Linked DNA regions of Homo sapiens: region 2 is linked to region 1. Evidence: chromatin loops called from intact Hi-C (ENCODE). Cell type or tissue: IMR-90. All regions are shown on one strand.

What was found. Peaks named below come from ENCODE experiments on the same cell type or tissue, not always from the same donor. Only the 100,000 strongest peaks of a DNase experiment are listed, where the experiment ranks them.
Region 2: a loop joins it to region 1, with 4 times the contacts of the local background. A loop is called at or near these places in 4 of 110 quality-filtered maps.

Annotation. Positions count from the first base shown.
Region 1 is chr11:28,119,183-28,127,182 of GRCh38, reverse strand. The region is part of intron 3 of METTL15 (methyltransferase 15, mitochondrial 12S rRNA N4-cytidine); the gene reads right to left. Among named protein-coding and RNA genes, the nearest start is that of METTL15, 15 kb to the right of the region's middle. In IMR-90, no CTCF peak of the experiment used is centred here; a DNase peak (open chromatin) is centred at 3,702; H3K4me3 peaks cover 270 bases.
Region 2 is chr11:28,517,693-28,525,692 of GRCh38, reverse strand. It overlaps a transcript of METTL15 not described here. Among named protein-coding and RNA genes, the nearest start is that of LINC02758, 17 kb to the left of the region's middle. RefSeq lists an enhancer at 3,954-5,153. In IMR-90, no CTCF peak of the experiment used is centred here; no DNase peak of the experiment used is centred here; H3K27ac peaks cover 664 bases.

The sequences.
Region 1 (8,000 bases):
TCCATCCTCCACAGTGTAGAGAGAATTATCTTTTTAAAAAGCAGACTTAATCATCTCTCACCTCCACCTGCCTCTCCAGCCTCATCTTGCACCATCTCCCTCTTTGCATTTTCAGCACACTCACTCAGTGGCTTGCTTACAATCTTTCATTCTTACCAAGCTCCTTCCCAGCACAGAACTTTTGTACATGTTCCCTTTCCTCTTTGAAATGTTCTTTACCCTCCTCTTAACCTATTTAATTGTCTAGATTCTTTGTCCTTATGATTACTTCCCACTCAAGAAAATCTTACCACTTTAAATCCTCCTGTTCGGAGATCTAAGAGCACTATATACTCTTTCATGGCAGTGGAAATTTCATATTCACTTGAATAATTACTTGATAAATGCCCATTTCAACCACTAAATTGTAAGCTCCTTAAGGGCTAAGACCATGTCTAATTTTGTTCTATATTGCATATCCAGTACTAAGTGCATTGTACCTGATATACAGTAGAAACTTAATAGACATCTTCTGAATAAATAAGAGAATGGTTTAATTTTCACACTAAAACTCAGATATAACACCTCACTGCCATTTTTTAATTTCTCCCTATCCTTGCCTCTCTTCACCCAATCATTGCCACATCTATCTCCTCAATGTCTCTTTCTGTAGGACCTTTCTTTTCATTCCTCCATTCAATAATTATTTCAACAAATATTTATGGGGTATCTTCTACATATCAAATGCTCTTAGCACTGAGGATACAGTGGTAAAAGTCAGACAAAAATCCCACCTTTCAAGCTAGTGTGCTATGGAGGAAGGCGGTAGAGAAGGGAGTTGGGGGAGGAAGGGGCAGACAGTTAAGAAGAAAAAGAGAATGGTATATACAGCATATCACTGTTAAGTGCTAAGGAAAAAACAAACAAACAAGCAAGGAAGGAGGATACCAAACATTTGAAGATGGTAGTTGAAATTTCAGACAGGGTGGCCAGGGAAGGCATCCCTGAAAAGGTAACATCTGAATAACAACCAGAGTGAGAGAGTCAGCCATGTGTATATCTGTGGGATGTGTACTCTAGGTTTTCTGATTTAATGTGCTACCTACTTTCACCAAGAAAATCCCACCAATTTGCTTAGATTAAATGTACTGGAAAATTTCGTCAAGAAGATTCAATTGCTGGAGTGAGCATACTAAGATATAAGCACTAGCTGAAAAGAAATAAAGGCACCCAAAAATACATAGCCATGTGTGGATTTGGAGAAATAAGGAATTAAGTCACTTAGAATTCCACTGATGCGTAGAATACGGAAACAAAAAATATTCAAAATTACTACCTTAAGTCGATCAAGAACAGTTTAATTAAGATGCATATACTATAAGGTAAGTTTACATTTCAGAAAAATAAGATTTTAGAAGATTTTTTATCCAAAAAAGAACTTAACAAAACAGTTACAGCAATTTAAGTTGTACCTGGAATACGCAATCATCGTAACTCAAAATCAAATTTGTTAAAAATTGGTTTATAGTTACCTTATTTAACCAATAAATTATTCTAATTCCCTTTATTACAGAAGTACAGTGAAAGGTGTGAGAGACCTGTAACATTGCGGTTTTGATTTTTTTCCATATGTAATCATAAAATCAAACGTGTAAAATCAGCTAGCTTGGTTCCAAAATTCAGAATAGAATACACTGAAATAAAAAAAATGAAACAAAATTTCAGAGTTTTGGATGGATACTCGTTTATCCAACTGCATAGAACTCAGATATAATATCATCAGCACAATCAAACCAGAATAGTGTCAATCTATACACAGATTTCACAGGAAATGGAGAATTTGACCCTACACAACTTACTCCTGGCTTTCAGAAGGCATACTTACCTTAAACAAAACTGATATATCCCTGATATAAATTGCTCAAAGAAATTTTAATACCTACTCTGAAGAAATCTTGAAATAAAAGTATTTATTTTATATGCTATCAATCATGCCTTTAAACTCCTCAGGGGAAAGCTTAATAACTTTAGAAAAATCTGGATGGTTTCTATTACTAACATGATATTACAAAAATAAGTACAAAAACAAGAAAACATTCTACAACATTCCTCTCTCACAGTTATCTCAATTTTCTGAAAAACCTGTCTGTATTTAACTTCTAAAACAGGCCCTAGCAAGAGAAGTTACTTACATTTTCATTCATAAAAGTAGTTCACTATTTCGGTAATTTTAAATTGGAGAAAAATCAAGTTTTTCTACTAAAAAATGTTGGTTTCATATGTATTGCTCAAAGAAGAAACTGTCTTGGCGATGATATTCTATACCGGTAGAAAAATTAAAGTATTCATATAACCATTATATAGGTCATTTAAAATAAGGGGGTATAAAACTGAGGTCAATTTTAATTCTTTCATATTTCTGCTACAAAGTTAAGAGTAATATTAAAGCCATAGACAAGAGACTAATGGTACCTCGGTGCTAGAGAAAGCAGGGAAAACGTACAGAAAGGACAGAAATTCATGGAGTTTTTGCTTTCCTTTTTAGTATTAACACTCCATTTCTTCAAGTCATCCTCTTACAGTTTTTTATTTCCCTCAACACCACAGTTTCTCTCCACCCTCATTTCTAAGCCTCAGTCACTTAATGGCTCTAGTTGGCTTATCCCATATCTTTCTTTGAGCAATTTATCTTCTGATACTGTCATTATAAATATAAGGTTTCCTTGCACGAGTGAGAGATCAATCTGAGATCAAGCTCTGAAAAATTCAGTGAGCTAGCCAATTAGATGTGTCTGCACTCCTCTGCAGAGGGTTATGAAGACAAGAACAGCATAACGTGCTCCAAATGACTGAGCTTGGGCATAGTCACAAGTGCTCAGGGGGCTAGTGATCTATTCTCTAGTAACGTTAGGCCAAATAGCTGTCCTAAGGGATTAAGGGGCCTGATAACAAGCTCTGAAGATCTTCTAGGGTGTCCTCTAGAACATAAGAACACTTAGGTTTGAGGGGAAAAAGCATACTGTATAACCTGATTATTAGCTAGAAGCATTCAAGTCCAAAAAATGTCATTTATTACTATATGGTTCCAGTAAAACATATGCATTAGAGACATTTCCTGTCCTTCTTTCCATATCTGACATGATACTTTGCACAAAACACTACTGAAATTAGTATTAATGAAAAGCACAGTCAATAATATATAAAAGTGCTTCATAAACAGTAAAATCTTATACAACTCTATGTTGTTATTATTAATAATCTTCTTCCCAGTGTATACTCGCCTCAAGTGGGAAATTCTCCATCTTTATGAATATATTAAATATCCACAGTTTACTTCTTTTGCTTGCCAGAAAGAAAAATACATGTAACAAAAGAAAGATTTCAGTTTTATCTTGAAATTTAATTATATAGAAACCTATTACAGATGACACAGGCCAAATAGGACAAAGATAAAAAATATATGCCTAAATTAGCATGTAATTTGATAAAATGACATCTCAAACATTGAAGAACAAAGGAAATAGTTTATACAGACCAACAGAGAGAAAATAAGTAGCTATAAAAAATGCACATACTTTCTAAAGCAATATTCACCAAGAAAAATAAAACATTTAAATGCATATTACCTCCTGGTATTTGTTTCACCCAAAGGGGACAACTACTAGCAACTGACCACAAAGGAAAAAAGAGAGTTTACAGAACATTATAAGATGAGTCACCATAAGGCCTTGCAACTTGGTTTATTGTAAAATAACATTTTACGTATGCTACTTACACCTCAGCTCAGTAGTTTGTTACATGAGGAGAAGGCAGTGGAAGAAGAGTAAAATAAAATGTTATGAGAATCACAAGGTCAAGGTACACTTCCTACCACTCTTCATAAAACAACATGCAACTTAGGGGAACAATGGGAAAAGACAGAGCCACTAAGCCTAGACTCTTGCAGTAACTATGATTAGACTATTGATCAGGGACTAATGCTGACCTAGAGAGTAACAAGTACTGAGGATGACTCGTGTGTATGTGCTTTAGGAACAGAAAAACCTCACTCGTTTCTCCCTTTTCTTTCTATGAGCTTCTCATATACAATGAACCTGTTTTCTGCCTGGGTCATGTCTATTTCCTGAACCAGAAGAATGGCTCTTAAGCAAATTTAAAATTTGGATTCAGTACATACGTCTGATTTTTAAACATGAGAGTGTAACATTTTTATCAACTATGAAACCATAATTTTTTGGTTAATTTTAAAAACTAATTTCTAATTACCTTGGAAGCTTGATTTTTTTATCTTAATTCTTATATTTTAGTAGCAAAGAATTAGTTTGGGACCATGAGAAAGAACAACTAGAAAAAAGATAATTTAAAGCCACTGGATAGGAAAAATAATTGAATAAGTTGTTGGTCTTAATTATTTGATGTCCTAGTAATAATTTGCTTCACAATTCAAATAAAGAGAATTATATATGATGAAAATGCATTAATTCAGTGGTAGAAAAACAAGCATATTTTCATGAATGCCAAATTTTAAAAAAAAGTTATACATTCAATATACACTGTAATTATTAGATTTGAATATGAAAACCTAATTATATAGTTACTTATATGTATACATAAATGTATATATACACACCTATATACATATATATATAAAAACAATATTTTAAATGTTAACCCGTCATTATGGAAAAAATAAGCATGAAAAAATATGTTATTTTCATTTTAGTTATAAATAATGTTTACTTCTAAAACTCTAAAAAACTGTTAAAGAGATTAAGTAACACTTTAGGCATAACTACCTCATTTACCTAAAAGACTATATATATATATATATACACACACACACACACACACACACACACACACACACACATATACACACATCTATATACTAGGATTTGAAGAGATAACCAAGAAAACTAATTTCTGCATCAGTTTTTCACATTTTATAACATGATATGAACAAAGCATTTTATAAAAAATATAATCCATAAACATTCTCATTTTAAAAAAATGTTAAATTTACCTGTAGGATTCATATTCCCACACTCCTCACACCAAGACTCTGTAAGAGGAATTTCTAAACTTGATACTTTGAGTGAGTAAGATGGAGTTAATACACATTACAGTTTTAATAAACTATAACTTTTATTAACTAAAAATATCATATACAATTTATTAAATGATCAAATATAAGAATTCAACATTTAATTGTTGTCTAGTAGTTCTGCATTTACTTTGACTCCCTAAAGATTTTAAATACCTTAACAACAGCATGCAAAATATTCATCACATTGCCAGGCAGTGCGAGTTACCTATAAATGCTACATTTATCCCAAATAACAGATAAACATGCCACTCTTAAAATATTGCATATAATAAACATAAAGCTTATCATAAAATCCAATACTAATGAGACTTTTAAACACATATCAAAGATATGCTTTAAAAGTTTTCATAGAAAAAATCTTCAATATAGAACCTTCAACAGTAAAATAAAGCAACAATATTCATTTTGCTTAAGATATCATCATAAAACAATTGTCTATTTCTAAAAACCATAAATATGAAAAATAAATTGTTTTCTTCAAAAAGATAATTCGCTTCTAAAATGTGTACTATAATATTAATAACATGTTGTCATTCTCAAGTTCTGTTATAAACCATTAATAGCTATGTTGGAAAGTTCAGGTTAAGAATATTTTGAAACCCTTTTAAGGTTTATTAGAAGTGTCAAAATTTCTTCTTTCTAAATCTATTACACAAATGAAGCAACAAATTTTTGTATAGCACAGGGCCCAAAGACAGCACTCTCCTCAGGTCCCAGTGCATAAATTAAAAAGCCAATTAAGTTAAATCAACTGATAACACTAATAAATCATCAGTTCAACTACAGTTAAAATAAATATTTATTGCCCTCCCACTAAGAGTCAAGCACTATACTGGTGCTGGGGAAGCAAAGAAGAAAAAGACATTGTCTTTATTCTTAATAAGTTTCCAATCAATAACAATGAAGAAATAATTATAATACAATGTAATACACTCCATAATTTTAAAAAGGACAAGGTTCAATATAGTTAGGTAGAATGAATAAGATTATTTAAAAGCACAACAGGGTAACAGTCAACAATAATTTATTGTACATTTTAAAATAACTAAAATAATATAATTGGAATGTTCAGAGCACAAAGAAATGATAAATGCTTGAGATGACAGATGACCCATTTACCCTGACGTGACTGTCACACATTGAATGCCTGTGTTGAGACAGCTCATGTGCCCTATAAATACATACACCTGCTATGTACTCATTAAAATTTAAAAAAAGAAAAAAGGAGAAAAAAAGGACAAGGTTCTGAAGCAGTCAAGAGAAGAAAGAGTGAATAACTTTGCAGAGAAACTTTAAGAAGGATAAGTTGACAAACCCAGATACTGAAATATGAACAAGATGTTCTCAGACCAACAAGTCACAGGGAAAAGGGCAAGTATAAGGGCACAGAAGCATCAAATACTACAAAGTGTATGGAAAACTGCATCGTGATTGATACAAAATTCAAGAAGAGGGAAACAGAAGTTGAAGAAATAGGCAGAGACTAAATCTACATTCCATGACATCAGGAACGTACCCCATGGAAATTTGCAAATACTAAAATCAGGATTTTTTTTTGTTTTTTTTTAATTCACATACCACCCCTTACCCCCAGAGAGCCAGGTGTTAAACCTTTACCAGAACAGCACTGGCAGTGTCACATTTCAGAAGATATTTTAATACAAAGGCCACTTAATGTGCTACATTTTTTAGAACATTCTCCAAACAAAGGAAGAATGCAATGTAAAATAAAATTTGCTTCAAAGAAACCTGTATTTTAAAAAATAACAGAGGGAAAACACAACATCAACAGTCCATCTCATATGAAATTTTAAGTTTTTTCTTAAGAAGAAAAAAAAAAAAAAAGGCTGGGCACAGTGGCTTACACCTGTAATCCCAGCACTTTGGGAGGCTGAGGCGGGCAGATCACGAGGTCAGGAGATGGAGACCATCCTGGCTAACACGGTGAAACCCTGTCTCTACTAAAAATACAAAAAAATTAGCTGGATGTGGTGGCAGGCGCCTGTAGTTCCAGCTACTCAGGAGGCTGAGGCAGGAGAATGGTGTGAACTCAAGAGGCAGAGCTTGCAGTGAGCCAAGATCGCCCCACTGCACTCCAGCCTGGGCGACAGAGTGAGACTCCGTCTCAAAAAAAATTTAAAAAGATATCTCCCTCTAGGTGCTATGCCATTGGTCCTATTCCTTAGAAAAGTTTCTCTTTAACAATTTGGAGTCAAACAAAATAAACTCCCGTCATCAGCCTCCAATATTTAAAGAGAGCAAACATACAGTTTTAGTATTTTTCTCTTTGATGTCTACTCTCCATTAAAGATTGCAAAGATTTTTAAATAAAACAAGTAAAATACTGCTACTGATCTTAAGAAAATTCCATTGTACAGAGCATAATGCATTTAATAAAGAAAATTATCAAAGCTAGTACCATAACTATAGAAAATCTAATAATTATAAAAAGTAATACTAAACATTATAACTTAAAATAGGTAAAAACTTACTTTGAAATATTTATAACCGAACCTAGCAAATTTAAACTATTTGTCATCATAATCTATTTTGCTTCCGTTTAGGTGCCAGCTTATTTTCTCAGCCTTTGTATCTGTTTTTTCAGATCAGTTACTTGATCAGACCTGGCCTGCCATACTGACGCTGAAATTATATAAAAGTCTTGAGCCAGAGAAGCTACCTCAGTACCCAAGGGACATTCCTCTTATTGGTGCCTCACATCTGTCTTCTAGTTTACTTTGACTTTTATTCATTCACTTAAAACATCATTACAAAACTACCATGTGGCAGGCCTTGTGCTAAGCACTAGAGATATAATGGTAAGCAAGACAAATATGTCCATGGCTTCATGGAGGGCAATCTACTAAGAGAGGTGTATATTGAACAAATAATCTCATCATAATTATAATTATGA
Region 2 (8,000 bases), 400 kb before region 1:
TCTTTATGTCTAACTAAGGGATTGTGAATACAGCAATCAGCACTCTGTATCTAGCTCAAGGTTTGTAAATGCACCAATCAGCACTCTGTGTCTAGCTCAAGGTTTGTAATGCACCAATCAGCGCTCTGTGTCTAGCTGATCTGGTATCTGGTGGGGACTTGGAGAACCTTTATGTCTAGCTAAGGGATTGTGAATTCACCAATCGGCACTCTGTTTCTAGCTCAAGGTTGTAAATGCACCAATCAGCACTCTGTGTCTAGCTCAGGGTTTGTAAATACATCAATTAGCACTGTGTATCTAGCTAATCTAGTGGGGACGTGGAGAACCTTTGTGTCTAGCTCAGGGATTGTAAATGCACCAATCAGCACCCTGTCAAAACAGACCACTCCCGCTCTCTGTAAAATGGACCAATCAGCAGGATGTGCGTGGGGCCAGAAAAGAGAATAAAAGCAGGCTGCGCGAGGCAGCAGTGGCAACCCGCTCAGGTCCTCTTCCACACTGTGGAAGCTTTGTTCTTTTGCTCTTTGCAATAAATCTTGCTGCTGCTCACTCTTTGGGTCCACACGCCTTTATGAGCTATAACACTCACAGCGAAGGTCTGCAGTTTCACTCCTGAAGCCAGCGAGACCACGAACCCACCAGGAGGAACGAGCAACTCCAGACGCGCTGCCTTAAGAACTGTAACACTCACCGCGAAGGTCTGCAGCTTCACTCCTGAGCCAGCGAGACCATGAACCCACCAGAAGGAAGAAACTCCAAACACATCCGAACATCAGAAGGAACAAACTCCGGACACACCGCCTTTAAGAACTGTAACACTCACTGCGAGGGTCCGCGGCTTCATTCTTGAAGTCAGTGAGACCAATAACCCACCAATTCTGGACACATAACCTTTAAGCCCTGTATGTTCTTCTCCTTACCTAAATCCTTATCTCTCATTAGGCTCCCTTCAATTTACTGTATCTCAAATATATTGGCTCTCATTCAGTTCCTAACTTCAGGAACTACACAATGTTTTACTCCTTTACCTTGCTGATTATTCCATTTTTGAGGACTCAGTTTAAATGCAATTTCCACAGACACTTTCTTGAACCCTTCACACTAAGTAATTACTCATCGAGGCAATACTAATGCTCTAACAAAGAAAATGTCTTTGACAATACCTTTCCCTCAAATACTTGTTGGGCTCCTTGGTAGGCTTTTAATCTACTTACTAATCAGTTCCATGTTCTAGTGACTATGCCCAAGATTATTTCCCAGATAAAATTATCAAGCCCAATTTAGGTATTTGCTTTCTATCTTCCAAGGCAATCTCTTTCACATTAATAGATGATATCTTGAGACCAGTGAAGTCATAGACTTGGGTGGGAAGGCCACATACCTTTAATCTAATCTGTACTTCCAGAGCTCTATCTGCATGAGTCACTGTTACTCAAAACCTCTTTAGATTTCATCTATTATCGTTCATGGTCTTGAAGTGATTTTCAAAAAAATCAAAAATTTTTGGTATTCTCTGACTGTCTGGCAACTATCCAGTTATTTCTGGATTTAGCTTTATTTTCCTAGTAACATCTTGGTAAAAAGTGGAAATGAAAACCAATTTGGATTATTCTGAGTTTTTCCAACTGTATCCCCCAGAATATAATTTTTCAACCCCAACACCATTGACACGTTAGATCAGATAATTACGCATTTTAGGGATCTATCCTGTGCATTGTGGGATGTTTGTCAGCATCCTTGGCCTCTACCCACTCTGTGCTTATAGCACCACCCCACCTTAGTCACGACAAACAAAAATATCTCCAGACATTGTCATATGTGCCCTGGGATACAAAATCACCCATCAATTAATAACTGAAACCACAGGCTCAATAGGCCCATTTTCTGCCTTCAAGTTATCATAGTCAATAACTTTACCAAATATTTGGTCAAATTCATAGAATGGGCCTTCATTTATCCAACCTTTAAGAGTTTTATGGCTGCCTAACTTATTACTGATAGGTCAATGTCACCTAATTTAAATGTTTGTTATATGTAGATAGTACCTCATTTCAAGTTTATGTTGAATCATAACTTCAGAATTAGTTTCTATATTAGTTATGGCAATTCTAGCTTCATAATGAGCAAATATCAGCATCACTGTGGCTAAAGCCAATATAAATTTATTTTCCACATGTAATAGTCCAATGCTGGTGTTTGGTTGGTGACTTCTGTGTAGTGTTTCAGAGAGCCAATCAGCTTCCAATATGTCGTTCTGCCATTTTCAACACATAGATTCAAAGGTCATGATGTTCATATGTTTCAAGTCAAAGCAAAAAGAATACAGAATATTGTATAAGGGAGAATTTTATAGGCTAGACTATGTAATGACATATATTATTTTTGCTCACATTTATTGATTATAATTCAATTATATTGTTGTATCCAACTGAAAATGTGTTTGTATTTGGGATGGAAAATACAGACTACTTATGTGCCCAAGAGCACAAGGGAATAGGTTTGATGATAGCTTTCAGTACCTGCTGTTTTAACTAGTTATATCCTCTCATTGTACTGTACCCTTTTTTAATGCCACTTATTAGAATTATAATAAAGTAATTATTTAAACAACTATTGGTTTATAATCCGTCTTGCCTCTAAATCAGTATACTCCATAAAGGCAAGAACCGCATCCATTGTATTCAATGTTGTATCTTTAGCAAATTTGCTAGTTTTCTGAACCTCGCAAAGTTCTTGGCATTTAGTACTTTTTCAATAGAAATGTTTTAAATAAATGAATAAAATAATGTAAAAGTGGGTGAATAAACAAATGATGATTTGGTCCTTGATATAGACCTAGTCTAGCAAGTTATTCTTTGCCAGACACATATGTAGCTTTCCTCCTGATCTCACGGTCTCATGTTTACTCTGCTTAATTCAAGCAGTGGCAACTGGTTCTGCCCTTGTAACCCATGGTGAAGAAGTGAGATGGTCATGTAGTCTCCAGAGCCCAACTTTTCCTGATTGTGTTGGTTCCTGAGGCTCCTTCTGCCTTCTTGTGATGGTGAAATTTATGTGTCAACTTGATTGGGCCATAGTGTCCAGATATGTGACACCTAGATACATTATTCTGGGATTTTTCTGTGAGGGTGTTTTTGGATGAGACTAATATTTAAATTGGTGGACTTCGAATAAATTAAGTTACCCTCTGTGATGCTGATGGGCTTCCTCTAATCAGCTGAAGGCCTGGATAGAACAAAAGACTAACCTCCGCCAAGCAAGAGGAAATGCTGCAGGAGACAACCTTTGGACTTGAACTGTACAGTCAGCTCTTCTTCGGGTCTCCAGCCTGCTGGGCCATTTTGCAGATTTTGCACTTGCCAGCCTCCATAATTATGTCAATCAATTCCTTCAAATAAACCTTTCTATATACTGTATACATACATCCCACCGGTTCAGTTTTTCTGGATTATCCTGACTAATACACTGCTCATATACACATATCAATTTTAGACTTCACTCTAAGGTCAATACTTCTATTTAGAGTGAAGGGAGGGCTGGCTCCAGAGCCTAACATCCCCCAGATTCTCCTGTTCATATTAAGGCACAGAGCTTTCCTATTGTGTGTGCTCAGTTTCTGATCAAATTTTTAATGATACAGCATTCATTTCACTACCTCATTACTACACACCTGTATTAGTCAGGGTCCCAACAGAAAACAGATGGCAAACTCAAATTGGAAACATTAAGGCAAGTTTAGTAAAAGGATTCTTGCCAGAGTTGTGGACAGCATATAAGGAAACTACAAGGAACAGCACATTACCCCCAAGGTGAGTAACAGAGGATCACCTCCAGGACTGAAGAGGCAAAGAAGGGAGCCAGTGGGAAACCTAGAGAGACAGCAAGAGTGGGGCAAAGAAAGATACTGAAGAGCTATGGCCTATACTTGAGAGAAACTCCCAGACTAGGACATGGAAGGAACCAGGATAATAATACCCTGACCCTACTCTGCTTTCTCCTACTAGTCTTCTAGCAATGCCTTAAGCAAACCCAACCAGAAGTGGAGCATGAGGGAGCCCAAGGTCAGCGCTGGAGTTTACAGCAGGGAGGAGAAAAATAGAAAGTGAATCTGGAGGGCCACAAACATCAAATATTCAGCACACGGCCCTACCTTCCTAAGCCTCTGGCACTGCCCCAGAAGGAATAACTTCATATGATTTCTTCAAGATAAAGCCAACAGTCTGTCTTCTCTAATAGCCTCATCTACCTCTCAAACTTATACACCCAACTCTCCCATCAAGGAGAAATCCTTCTGCAGATGGTATAGTGCTCTTTTGGCTTTTCTTTTCCCAATTACCTTGTTTACTCATAGAAATAGTGCACTAGAGGGCCCATCCCTTCGGGCATTCGGACAGGCCCTGACATGTCAGAACTGGCTGGACATGTCCAAGACACAATAAAACCCAGTAAGATATACTTGGCACTAAATAAGGGCTGATTAGAATGGAATCTTCCATTGATGACTTAGCCACATCAGGATTGTACAGGACCTCAGGTTGTAATTCTGAATATCAAGTCATTATACAAAACTGTATAAAATACAATTATGGATTTTTTAAAGGAGTTGATTTTTGCATCCTGGAACATGCATCACTGCATATTCCAAGTTAACAGTTCCTGAAGTTAAAAAAAAAAAAAGAAGTTTGATAGTTTTGTAAACCAGCCTTGAAATTCTTAGTTCTTAAAACTGGCCAAGGCCCAAAATGGAAAGAGAGAACAAAGAAAATAAACTGTTTTCATAAGTTAGAATCCAGCAGCATCAGAAATCTTGAAAGAGGTTGGAAAACATTTTCAGACTGGTTTTACAACTCCTGTTAGCCTAGTTAATTGATATCACCACCCAAATTTACTTTAACTGGGCTTTGAAAGCTTTTGAAATTCATTTTCCTAAATGAATACAGCTCTAAACTCCGTGAAGAATGGTGTATTTTCCTGCCCACTATTAAACTAACCTGAAATTTTATAGCATGCTAGAAATTCTAGTCAAATCTGAAGAATCACCTTGAAGCCATTAATTACCAGATAATCCTGAAACCAAAGAAAAGACTCATATTTATAGATGAATAAAAGAACTCCCAGGGTGGCCTAACCATAAGTTATTTTCTCGGGACCTTCTTGAAGGTAATATCTCTTGGGTGGCAAGGCTGGCACCAGACAAAGTGATGTAGCTGTTTTCACTGCATGGGCTCCAGATGCCTTTGTTGTTTCTATCAGGCTCCCAGGGCAGCCTCACCCAGGTCTTCTTGATTACCCAGTTCCCTTCTAGTTTAAACATTCCTAGGCCCCTGACTCCTTTTTTTTCTTTTTCTATTTTAAGATGAGATCTCATTCTGTTGCTCAGGCTGGAGTGCAGTGGCTTGGATCACGGCTCACTGCAGCCTCAACCTCCCCAGGCTCAGGTGATCCTCCCACCTCAGACTCCTGAGTAGCTGGGAATACAGGTATGCACCACTACTCCAGGCTCACTTTTCCTATTTGTGGAGACAAGGTCTCACCACGTTGCCCAGGCTGGTCATTAATTCCTGGGCTCAAGCAATCCACCTGCCTCAGCTTCCCAAAGTGCTAGGATTACAGGCGTGACCTAACACAACTGGCCAAGAAGACTTCTTTATGTGACTGAGTAAAAAGTTTAAATACTTCCTATCTTCCTTCCCCAGTGATATGCTAAAAACTGGTGCTTTAACTACAGTGTGTAGCTTTAAGGAGAATCAGCCGTGTTGGAAAATGCCTGGACAAACAATCAGGGGGCTTGGGTTCTTGTTTGTCCCCTACCACTAAAAGCTAAAGTGACCTTGACAGTGTCACTTTACTTCTTTGGCCTCAGATTCCTCTTCTATAACAAGAAGGTGGTTGAATTGTGTCAGTGATGTCTATGCTATTTTTTTTTAGCCTTTCTGCAAAATAGAATATTACATGGGAGCTCAATATGTGAAGGAGAAAAAAAGTACAGCTGCTCTAGTTTGAAGATGATTTCTACCAACCCTGTGCACTTGACCATCACACTTCCCAGTATGTCTTCAGTTTACTCCCCTTTCACAGTAGGACCTTTGATTCATGCATGTGGCTTATGATCTCTGAGGTTCTTCTTTTTTTTTTTTTGAGACGGAGCCTCACTCTGTCGCCCAGGCTGGAGTGCAGTGGCGTAATCTCAGCTCACTGCAAACTCTGCCTCCCAAGTTCGCCCCATTCTCCTGCCTCAGCCTCCCGAGTATCTAGGACTACTGGCGCCTGCCACCACGCCCGGCTAATTTTTTGTATTTTTAGTAAAGACGGAGTTTCACCGTGTTAGCCAGGATGGTCTCGATCTCCTGACCTCGTGATCCGCCCGCCTCGGCCTCCCGAAGTGCTGGGATTACAGGCGTGAGCCACCGCTCCTGGCCTCTTGAGGTTCTTCTTTAAAAAGCAGAACTCTGGATCCCACTCCAAAATCTGCTAAATCAGCCTGTGTAGAGGTAGGCTCAGGAAGGTGCATTTAAACAAGCATCTCAGGTGAATTTCATCCACACAAAAGTTTCAGCACAGCAAAGCAATTTGAAAAAGGACTGGGTCAAATATTTCTGATGTCCATCTCTACTCTAAAAGTCAACAGTGGTTTTCAGTGTTTAAGACTTAGAAAAATCCTTTAGGATCTGATAAAAGCAATGACTCTCCTCCCTGAGAAATATGCAAACAAACAAATATGCATACACACACATTCACAGATACATATATGAAATGTTCCCAGAATTTCAGCAAGCTTATGTACTCAGTTATATATCCCTCTGATGTACATCCATGGACACCCCATAGCCTCACAGTTAAAACCCTTACAATATTCATTACTTAACAGCGATATTTCAGGGTGAGTGTGGTGATTCACAGGAGCCCTTCTGGGGGGCTTCTGATATTGCACTAAGCCAAAGGTTGCCTCTAACTTAGGATTTCTAATTCAGTTTTCAAATTGTTTAAAATAATTGGTATGTCCTGTTTGTTTGTTTTTCTTAACTACCAGGATAGTGTTACCCTGAATTTTCCTTACTTACTTCACCACCAGTATGAGGATGACATGGCTAACCCCTAGGCAAACAGCTGACACTTTCTGAAGACCCTTGCTGTAAGGGCTGTTCAGTTCCCAAACTGTTTCAATTATCAAATTATGCTTATAGACATTCCTGCCCATGGAACAAGAGGGTTATGTCTTCCAACAGGAATGATGCAGCCACCTCGCTGCTAGAAATCCAGATATTCTTTTCAGAGGATCCAGGAGTGAGCTTGAAGCTGGTTTTCAATCTGCCAAACAATAAGACTGTGTGGTGGCGCCAGGCACTCCTATTAAGGGCTGCTCCATAAATATTCATGGACCATGATAACAACCAGGATAGTTCCTTCCCAAAAGTCTTTCTTTCTCACAGTGCCACCCAGATGTGTCATGTGGAGGGGGGTCTCTAGCATCCAACAGAGATGAGATCCTGTACTGCCTAGATAATTTCTTTATGCTTTTTTTTTAAACCTTTCTCCTGCAATCTGAGTGATTTTGGCTTTCATTTTGCTATTGGCCTGCCAGCAGTAGCCCCTCTCCAAGTCAGCTCCCCACCTACTTCTTCCCAGTCAATAGGGAACCACTTAACGACATGAACATTAACTAATTTGAAGTTTGCTTTTGAACCCAGCACTAATAGGAGATGAGGAATGTGTTTCTGTTTGCAAGTTTTCCATGTGGGTTAAGTAAAGATTGTTTGCTCAAGTTTGAAGTTTGGAAGAAAAAGGAAAAACAAGGCCCATGCCTCATCTTGTCCTTTGAAGGTAGGCAGAAGGACCATTGTTCCCCGTGCAGCTGAAACTTGTGGGCTGAGAAACCACTGGAGTCTCCTCCCTGAGGTTTCTGAAAAATTCCCCACACACATCATTGTCAGTAACCGTGGCGGGCTGTTTTGTTTCGCCTTTCATTCCTTATTTATTGCCAAAGTAAATGGCAATGACAG